Linked DNA regions of Homo sapiens: region 1 is linked to region 2. Evidence: chromatin contacts called from ENCODE Hi-C or POLR2A ChIA-PET data. All regions are on one chromosome and are shown on one strand. Each heading gives the region's core, a stretch centred on a gene start or an enhancer-like site at or near the end of the contact. The rest is flanking DNA. Distances are from core to core; before and after follow the strand shown.

Region 1 (4,490 bases), core at 1,777-4,276, 8.9 Mb after region 2:
TACTGCATTATAACTGTGTTATTTCTCCTACTGAACTGCAGGTTGCTTGAAAATGGGGAAGTATCTTATTTAATTTGTATCCCTATTCTTCCAGTCTTCAAAGTAGAAGATACTTAAGAAAGGTTTGTTGTATAATTATTTCTGCTTTTCTGGAGTTTCTGAGGGCTTCAGCAAAATATACTTCAAGTCTAACTGCTGTGTGGGACTGTCTTTCAGATATTATTTGCACTATACTCAATACATTTTGGATCACTCAAATTACTGATTTTGGTGGAAATATCCTTCTAAAGTAAAAATAAAATATAATTCCCCTTCATAAAACCTTCTGAAGGTTCCCTGTAACCTACTGGTCAATGTTCACAGCACTGTTCTACAGCCTTATTAATATGGCAACCCCACCCTGGTCCAACTCTACCAAGCCACCTGTAACTCAACTGTACACTGCTGCAGAATGCACCAGCTGCTTGATGAACTCCACTGCCTCTACCAGACACAGCTGAAATTCTCCTTCTTTTTGAAAGCCTTCCTATATTTGTTTTTTGTGAGGTTTTTTTGCTTCCTGCCTCACTATGCTGATAATTTCTAAAATACAAATTCCTCAAGGCAACACTCATCTTTTTATCCTCAGGTCAGGCAAGTAGCAGCTTACTAAGCGTTTAATGAATGTTTATTGAAAGAATTACTAAAGAATAATTCAGTAAATCTGCTGGTACTACATAAAACATTGGCCCACAATCAAAAGGCACAATTCTAGGATGTTTTTCATTACTACTAATGAATGGTGCATTTCTCTATTCTATCTCATCCCATAAACTCGTGAATTCAAGATAACTTGTACCTTCACTACTAGCTAACCATATCACCATTACCAAAGCCACAAAACAAACCCACATCGTATCAAAACCTCTTTGCGTCATGAGCAAATGGTGAAACCAGTAAGGCATATTCACAGCTATTGTAAAAGATATGGAAAAAATAACTTAAAAATCTTTGAAATCGATCCAATTTAAGCATGTTAAATGAATTAAAATCACACAATTTGGGGGCGGTGTCTTTTCATGCACCTAATTTCTCTAGGGGTATACTACATAAAAGGCACTCAAACGCCTACTTTATAAAACCGGTGTCACGGCCTGCTTTGGCCAAAAAGCAGACTGTCAAGTACTAGGAGATCCCAAGTATACAATTGGACACTGTGCTGGACTTGAGGTCTTTAGCAAACAATTTCAGCGTAACATTTTAGTTTTCTCATATATCTGCCTCATTATGTTTAGAACATAATGTGCTTTAACAAGTCTTGTCACAAGGCACAATGTGTTATGAGATCTCCACATTTCATCCTAGAATAACTAAGTCTTCACAGTTATCTTCAAGCTGCCTCACCCATGTTACGTAATCCATGAGCTTTTTATCTTCCCTGTACAGTTGGGGAAAGAGAAGGGAAGGAAGAGTACAAAATGACTTGGCCTAAGAGGTTCAGCCAGTCACTAAAAGAGCCTTCGTTTTAATTATCAGTTCCTAACCCTCTTCTCAAAGAACCGTTTTGTTTGAGAAACCTTCATTAACAGCAGGCAGAACAGAGTGTTAAATTAGCTATTAGCTTTCCTTACTTGTTTAGTGTGAATGAATAACCTAAGCTTCCTAAGCCTGTAGGTTGATAGTTTTAGGATAAGAGATCTGATGGATCAAGTTTTGCCGACTGGATCCAAATTCATAAATCTACCTCTAACTTCTAAATTTCAAAATAGCTTGACGTGAACTTTAAAGGCATTTCTTTCCTCTCCAAATTTCTAATTCTTTACAAATTTTATTCACTCTCCTAAATGAGTCAACTCATACCAACCTTTCTAGTTCAGGATCAAACTGTAGGATCACCAGAATTTTCTTCTACCCCACAGTAAGCCAAACCCCCATGAACCATGAAAAGGTCCATGACATCCATCACCCACAGCTAACTCTACACCTTGACTCTAATCTGAATTGTTAGAAAGCCCAGGAAGTTCAAGAAGCCTCCACCCTTACACTTCTAAATCACCTTCTTTTCTAATCCTCAACCTATTACAGCGTCCAGAAAAGAGAAATCTCAATTCTCTCAGATTCAAGAACTTTATCAGCGTTGCTAGTAATCGCAGTTTGGCATTTACAACTATGGGTCCTGAAACTGGGTAATAATCTAAAAATTCCTACATTATACGTGCAGACAGCAAATTAGTATATTCTATGTCCTGGGCCCAAGCGATATGCCTAACTGGGCAATCAGCATAGGCTCAAAAAATGTGCAGGGAGCTCACAATTCAGTTTACTGTCGTTGACTATAAAATTCTAAACCAAAGTATTTTCATGATAAAATTATAAACCAAAGTATTTTCACACATGCCTGCCTCTTGGATGATGTAAATTCTTCCCCTAGACTTTTTACTAGACCACTATCGGGGTTCTCTTCCACTGCAGCGGCCACCCAATAACTCGTTTTAAAGACTGCCTCTTGCGGCTGCACTAGCAAATCGCCAAACCCCGCATGCCCCACGGCCGCTGCTGAGACTCTGCAGCCCCAAATCGGCCATCCCCTCCTCCCCCACGTCCCCGCGCTGCTCGTCCCCCAACGCCGGGCGCCAACCTTGCTCCATCCCAGAGAGGGTTTGGGGCTCCCCGGGTCAGAGCGCTCCGCAGGCGCAGCTCCGCGAACGCCAGCGAGAGCGGTCCCGGGGCCAGCACCTACCTCCCACCTCCTCCTCCAGGAGCGGCCCGGGTCGACGCTCGCCCGCACCCTGCAACGGCCCCAACAGCCGCGCGGAGCCTCCCGCCGAACAACGGGGCGCTGAGCCAGGTGCCGGCTCTCACCTCCGCGCGCGCCCGCCCCTTGCCGGCGCCCACCCCCGCCCGCCCCTCCCTGGCGGGGCGCGTCACAATCCCCGACGCGAGGCGCTGCTGCTCACCGTCACGGCCCCCGGGAGCGGCGGGGAGTCACCGCTCGGCGTCCTAGCCCGGCTCCCGCAGCCCGAGGGCCAGCAGCGCCTCGCAGCGCCTCCCGCCCGCGGCCCCTCCTCCGCTGCGGGCTCCCGCCTTCCCCGCCCCTTGCAGCCGCCTCCCGGCCTCCGCAGGTTTCCGAGGTTCCCACCCCGCCCCCGCGCGCCGGCGCCGCAGGCCCCGCCGCCTCCCATTGGCTCCGCCAGTTGCTAGGCGATGAACAACCGTGGCCTGCATTGGTCGGGTGGGGGCCTCGGTAGTCTCCTCCTTACCTCCAAAAAAACCCGGAGAAAAAGAAGACCTTATCCCTGCGGTCCGCGCGCGCTGCGGGCGCAGCTGCGGCTGCGGCACCTGTTACGCCCAGTGATTCACCCGGCCGTTTTCTGCTCCCCGCCCCCTTCTGACGCCTGCAGCGTCCGGGGCCGGGGCTCTGTGGGGGCCGGGACTCTGCAGGGACCGGGGTCGTGGCTACTTTAGAGCACGTTTTCCGAGCCCCACTGAACCCCAACACCCAGCCTAGCAGCAAAAGTGAAGCTTCCAGGAGAGCCACGTGCGTTTGCCAAAGTGGAGAAATAAACTGCGGGCACCTAGAATTAGGTCAGGTCCAAGGAACGGGAGGTTCAAGCGTCGGGAGTCGTGGATGCAAACAATCCAGCCGGGAGAAAGTTATATGTAAAATTAGGGCGAAGAAATGGATCTGGGCAGAAGACCGCGGGCAAAGGAAAGACTAAGAAATAGCATTCGTGAACTCAGTTTATGCAAAAATGTCTTACACCCACTCGACAAAGTATGTGCGATGAAAATGTATGCCTGCTGCACCCGTGGCCAGGGTCAGGCTGTCTCCTCCCTGGTTTCATGGCAGCCTAAAATTCACTGGGGAAGAAAAGAAAAGAGGCCAGAGAAAGGAGATCAGATGGAGAAATCACAGGCATATAGGTTACACAAAGATGTTCTTTGATTTTTGTTTTGTTTAGTTTTGGTGAAGCCAAGGGATTTATTCAAAAGGCGAAAAACAGGTTTGGTGTTTTAAGGAGACTCCTGAGAGCACTTTGAAACCAAAACAGTATGAGTGAAGATGCTAACACTGAAAAACAAGAGCGGGAGGAATGTCCACCTCCCAGTTTGCATGCACGTATCCCCAATCCTGGATGAAAGATCAGGGCCAGAAGAAGCACGCCACGGTGACAACTTCAGGGCCCAACGAAATCCTCCTCTTTTCCTTTGGCCAAGCAATCAGAGGCCCGTCTAGCTGCTGTTGAGCCCAGGTGGCGTTACCATTAACAGTTACATTTTTAAAAGGTTTGAACCAAGCTTAGTTGAGCTCTGGGAAGTTTAGCTCTGACCTCAGCAACCCCGGGAAAGGAATAAGATCTGCCTGAATAAACCAGCGGTCTCAATCTTTTGGTCTCAAGACCGCTTTCCACTTGTAAAATTATTGAGAGCCCCAAGAACTTTTCTTTATGTTGGTTACAGCTATTAATATTAAAACAGAAATTTAAAAATTGCTATTTTTTAAAATAATA
Region 2 (4,881 bases), core at 34-2,533:
GGAAATTATGGCAGTGAAAGAAATCAGACCTAACGGATTCCATCTTGCTTCTAACTTTTGTTTTTGAGACTAGTCTCGCTCTGTCGCCCAGGGTGGAGTGCAGTGGCGTGATCTCTGCTCACTGCAAGCTCCGCCTCCCGGGTTTAAGCCATTCTCCTGCCTCAACCTCAGGAGTAGATGGGACTACAGGCGCCCACCCCCACGCCCGGCTAATTTTTTGTATTTGTAGTAGAGACGGGGTTTTAGCCAGGATGGTCTCGATCCCCTGACCTCGTGATCCGCCCGCCTTGGCCTCCCAAAGTGCTGGGATTACAGGCGTGAGCCACCGGCCGCTTCTAACTTTTAAGCTGTCCTTCTTCATTCCTGAGCCTAGGCTGAACCAATTTAGGGAGGAATTCAGTTTATGGTTTGACTCTGAAACAAAATTGATAATATCCCTTTCCCAAAAAGACCGCTTTTTTGCCTGGGGACCAGTCTGCCTTTGCAGAACCAACAGATTAGCTACAAGATTAGAAATTACAGTTTAGAGGTCATGCAGCCTCTGGCTCCAAGTTTCTGAACCTCCCCAAATTGCTCCTGGGGATAACATCACTATTGTAAAACCTAAGATAAGTTCTTGAGATATTTTGCAGACCCTGCTCTCCATGGATCAGTTGAAACCACCCAGATTGGTAATTTGGCTCAACCAGTTCTGCCATCCTACCCAGGAACAGAAAACAGCAAGAAAAACTCACGTCTACCCACTATGAGTCCATCTCCAACCTGACCCATCAGCACTCCCTACTTCCCAAGCCCCTAATCGCCGAATTATCTTTAAAAACTCTGAATACTGCTTGGGGAGACTCCATTGCAAGTCCCCTGTCTTGATAAATGGGCTATCGGTCAGCAGCAGGCAAAGTGAACCACAATATTGGGTGGTTACACTCCTAGGATCAAGCAATCCTGCTGTCCGGCTTCCCAAAGTGCTGGGATTACAGGCGTAAGCCACCGCGTCCAGCTAGAACAAATGATTTCTTAAAAGCAACTCAGATATTTAAATATTATTTAAAACTGTTTCTAGACAAATCGGAGTGACTATGGGACAAGCATATGGTCGCAGGACTTTGGACGCAGGCAGTGAGGACACCTATGAGCGATCAGTGGGGTCCTACGGCAGCCGTGGAACTGCTCTGCCTTGCAGGCGAAAGTGTGGTCAGCTATATCGGAGCGCGATGGGGGCCTGAGAGGCGCATCTGCGCAGGCGCCCGGCTCCTAAGTCTACCCAGGAACTGACCCTGCTCTCTCCTTTCCCTGTTAGACATGGTAAGTGTGAGTTTAGCGCTGCTGTCCGGATGGGTTGGTAGCAGACAGGGTGGAGTAGGGTTAAGCACACTGGTCACCTTAGGATTGGTTTCCTGGTGCTGGAGAATGGTTAGGACACAGGCCTTGGAAGGTTTTTTGAGTGTGAAATATTACTCAGCGTTTTCTGCAGACCTCGCGGGCAATGCCGCTTCTAATTTTATCCAGGCCTTCTTCTGTAGGGAGGGCCTGTTAAGAGTTGAGCAGCCCGATTTCTGAACCCCTCTAAAAAGCTGTGGCTGATTGGTGGCTTTTTTTTTTCTTGGAGAGGGGGTGTCAAAGATTTCTTTAAAATCGTTAGTGATGTGGTCTCGCTTTAAGATTTTTAATGGGATCAGAAGAAAATTCGGTACTTAATCACTTCCGGTAATCTTCATGACCTGTTATAGTGACTGCAGTGTACTCTCAATGAGGAAGATATAGATACGAAAAGAACTAGAGCCGCATCACATGGGGACTTCTGCAAATACAGAGACTCGGATTAAAGGTGGAGAAGATGGAGCTAAAGGAACTGCTTATTTAATACATTTGAACAACTTTTGGGGTACTTAGAAGGTGCTTTGAAACCTGCATTTGATTAAGCAAGAATTCGCTTGCAAGTTAAGGGTTAGATTTTTTTATTTTTTAAAAATATGCTTTCTGCCACATGTAAACCGTAAGTTGTCCTGAAATGATAAGCTTTGATATTCTATGGTGTTTATTTTTTACTTATCTTTTTGAATGAAAAGTGAACAACAAGAAATGCTGGTGGTAATTTTTTGGGTCAATGATGAGTTGGCATGTATTCTGAATCTAAAGTTGATTATTACTACTTTAGCTCTAGAATTACTCTGAGACCTGAAAATTACCTGAATCGTGACTAAGACGAAGCCTGAATGATTTAAGTTCTTTTTTGTTGGATACAATTTGTTGTTGTTGTTGTTGTTTTGGTTTTGTTTTTGAGTCGGTCTCCGGTCGCCCAGGATGGAGTGCAGTGACACAACCTCAGTTCACTGCAGCCTTAATTTCCCTGGCTCAAGCGATCTTCTACCTCAGCCTCCCTAGTTAGTTACAATTTTTAAATGGAACGTTTTCCTATTACAAGATGAAATCAAGTGAAAATTGAGATGTATGTTGAATCTATGCTGTGGGGCAGAAGAACGTTGTAGAGGTAAACATTGATGAGATTACCACTTTATTTTGAAAGGGCACTCCACAGAAGGATGTTATTATCAAGTCAGATGCACCGGACACTTTGTTATTGGAGAAACATGCAGATTATATCGCATCCTATGGCTCAAAGAAAGATGATTATGTATGTATAATTTTTTTATGTTGGAAAGTTTATTTTAAAGAAGTGTGACAGTCATAAGCAGTGAGACAGTATTTATGTCTTAAAATGGCATCCAACTCCATGCAGAGAACTGAGGATGTGCTGTGCCTTTGAACTTCAGTTAAGTGTGCTTTGGACGTCTGAGGCTGTGGGCTTATTAGAATCTCAGTTTTTACCTATACTGAGAGGGCTTGCCAGACAAAGTAGATGAGGGTTTGAGGTACAAAACGGGTTTCTCTTTTTGTAGTTAGGGGTAATACTTTCAAGGTCAATGATGTGTTGGCATGTATTATCTGAATCTATTGCTGATGTGTAATAACACTTTAGCTCTAGAATTACTCTGAGACCTTGAAAAAGTTTTACCTTAAATTTTTAAATTTCGAGGAAAACTCTGGGACAATCTTAGCAAAAAGTAGTAAACAACTTAGTTAAGAGTAAATGTTTTTCCCTGTAGTATCCAAACTCAGTTGTCTTAGTCTACCGATTTGTGGGATATATGGTATGTATTAATTTTTTACTTAAGTGTTAGGTTCCCATAACCTTGAAAATACTCTATTAGCAATCATGGAGTTAAGGCCATATGGATGGGGCTGGACTCGTTTCTGCCTTTATCTGCTATCTATCTTTATGCCCTGAATTTGGGTTAGTAGCAAACTAAGATGCACCACCTGTTAAAAAAACTTCTTTTTTTCCTTTTGAGAGCTATAACCTCACTTTGTTGCCCAGACTGGAGGACAGCGGTGCGATCTGGGCTCACTGCAGCCTCCATCTCCTGGGTTTAAGTGAGCCACCTGAATAGCTGGGATTACAGGCACATTCCACCATGCCCAGCTAGTTTTTGTATTTTTCGTAGAGACTGAGTTTTGCTATGTTGGCCAGAGTGGTCTCAAACTCCTGACCTCAAGTGATCTGCCTGCCCCAGCTTTCCAAAGTGCTGGGATTACAGGCAGGAGCCACCACCCAGCCACAAAACTTCTTAAAATATAATGCATTGTTGAGTGTGGGAAAAATTTGTTTCTGGAATCCTAATACTAATTTTCATGTATCATTGATTAGCCACTGTTTTATCTGGGCTTAAACATCTTTGGCATGTTTAGGGCATTTTGATTTTTCATGTAGTTATATAATTTACTAATAGATAATAGGTTTTGTACAGAGTCCACATTAAAATAGATGTCTGATAAATATGGTATAGGTACTCGGAAAGAAATACTCTCCCTGAACTTCACTGATGAAAAAGGTAGATGTTTTTCTGTCTCTGGCTCATGGGAGAAACTAAAGCACTGTTTGTATTGTCAGCCATAGATTAACTAATCCTGTGCTTCTCAGATAATTGTTTTTTTCTGATAATAGTTGTGTCTGAAGATGGCTTCTAACATTGAGCAGCACAGATTTTAAACTCACTACTGATCAGTGCTGTTAAGGTCAGGAGAGGTAAAAATAGCAGCATGGCTAATGAGTTACCTTTGTGTTTAATCTCTTTATAACTTGTTACCAGTTCAAATGACAGATTTAAGAAATTGTGTATTATTTTAGGAATACTGTATGTCTGAGTATTTGAGAATGAGTGGCATCTATTGGGGTCTGACAGTAATGGATCTCATGGGACAACTTCATCGCATGAATAGAGAAGAGATTCTGGCATTTATTAAGTCTTGCCAACATGAATGTGGTGGAATAAGTGCTAGTATCGGACATGATCCTCATCTTTTATACACTCTTAGTGCTGTCCAGGTAAATACTAATCAAAATTGCAACGATCTTGATAGTATGTTCTCTTACTTCAGAGTTGGAAATTGAAACTGTATCAGGATTTGGTCAAAAAGTTTTGTTACAAGTGAAGCTGTCCTACAAGGTCAATGATGTAATGGCATGTATTAGCTGAATCTAAAGTTGATGTGAGTTCTAAAATTACACTGAGACCTTGGAGGGTAAAATTTTTATCTTCAGTATGTGTAAATACTGTAAAATAGCTAAATGGAGCTATTTGATTTTGATATTAGTGAACATCTACCTGGTGGTTTAAAGTCTTTCTGGTACTACTGGGTGCTGAGATGGGAAGATCAGGACTTTGTGTGGATGTGAGTTAGTATACTTGAGTATCTTGGAATGCCAAGTTAAAATTTATATGTAGAAAATTATACTTTAAAGATTTGAGTTTTCTTGATACTATCTAATTTTATTCAATAACAGGAGAGTCTGCATATTTGAGAAAAGGTTATATACACAGA

What was found. Hi-C counts contacts between places; a loop is a spot of excess contacts on that map. ChIA-PET counts read pairs that join two places held with the same protein, here RNA polymerase II (POLR2A). Pooled maps may share reads with other maps.
Region 1: a loop to region 2 is called in a map of CD4-positive, alpha-beta memory T cell, with 17 times the contacts of the local background. The contact joins the promoter of SSX2IP here to the promoter of RABGGTB in region 2. A Hi-C loop is called at or near these places in 1 of 168 maps with a recorded cell type or tissue (CD4-positive, alpha-beta memory T cell) and 3 of 50 pooled maps. POLR2A ChIA-PET finds 5 or more read pairs at or near these places in 1 of 52 experiments (activated naive CD4-positive, alpha-beta T cell).

What each region holds. Positions count from the first base shown.
Region 1 is chr1:84,687,435-84,691,924 of GRCh38, forward strand. It overlaps SSX2IP (SSX family member 2 interacting protein), which reads right to left and starts at 3,027. Exons shown (of 14, transcript NM_001166293.2): 1 at 2,937-3,027. RefSeq lists a silencer at 2,479-3,238.
Region 2 is chr1:75,784,973-75,789,853 of GRCh38, forward strand. RABGGTB (Rab geranylgeranyltransferase subunit beta) reads left to right here and starts at 1,284. Exons shown (of 9, transcript NM_004582.4): 1 at 1,284-1,302; 2 at 2,525-2,632; 3 at 4,187-4,384. The coding sequence starts at 1,300. It overlaps SNORD45C (small nucleolar RNA, C/D box 45C), which reads left to right and starts at 2,100; the gene lies at 2,100-2,177. SNORD45A (small nucleolar RNA, C/D box 45A) reads left to right here and starts at 2,917; the gene lies at 2,917-3,000. It overlaps SNORD45B (small nucleolar RNA, C/D box 45B), which reads left to right and starts at 4,505; the gene lies at 4,505-4,575. RefSeq lists enhancers at 1-85, 1,026-1,255 and a silencer at 1,316-1,375.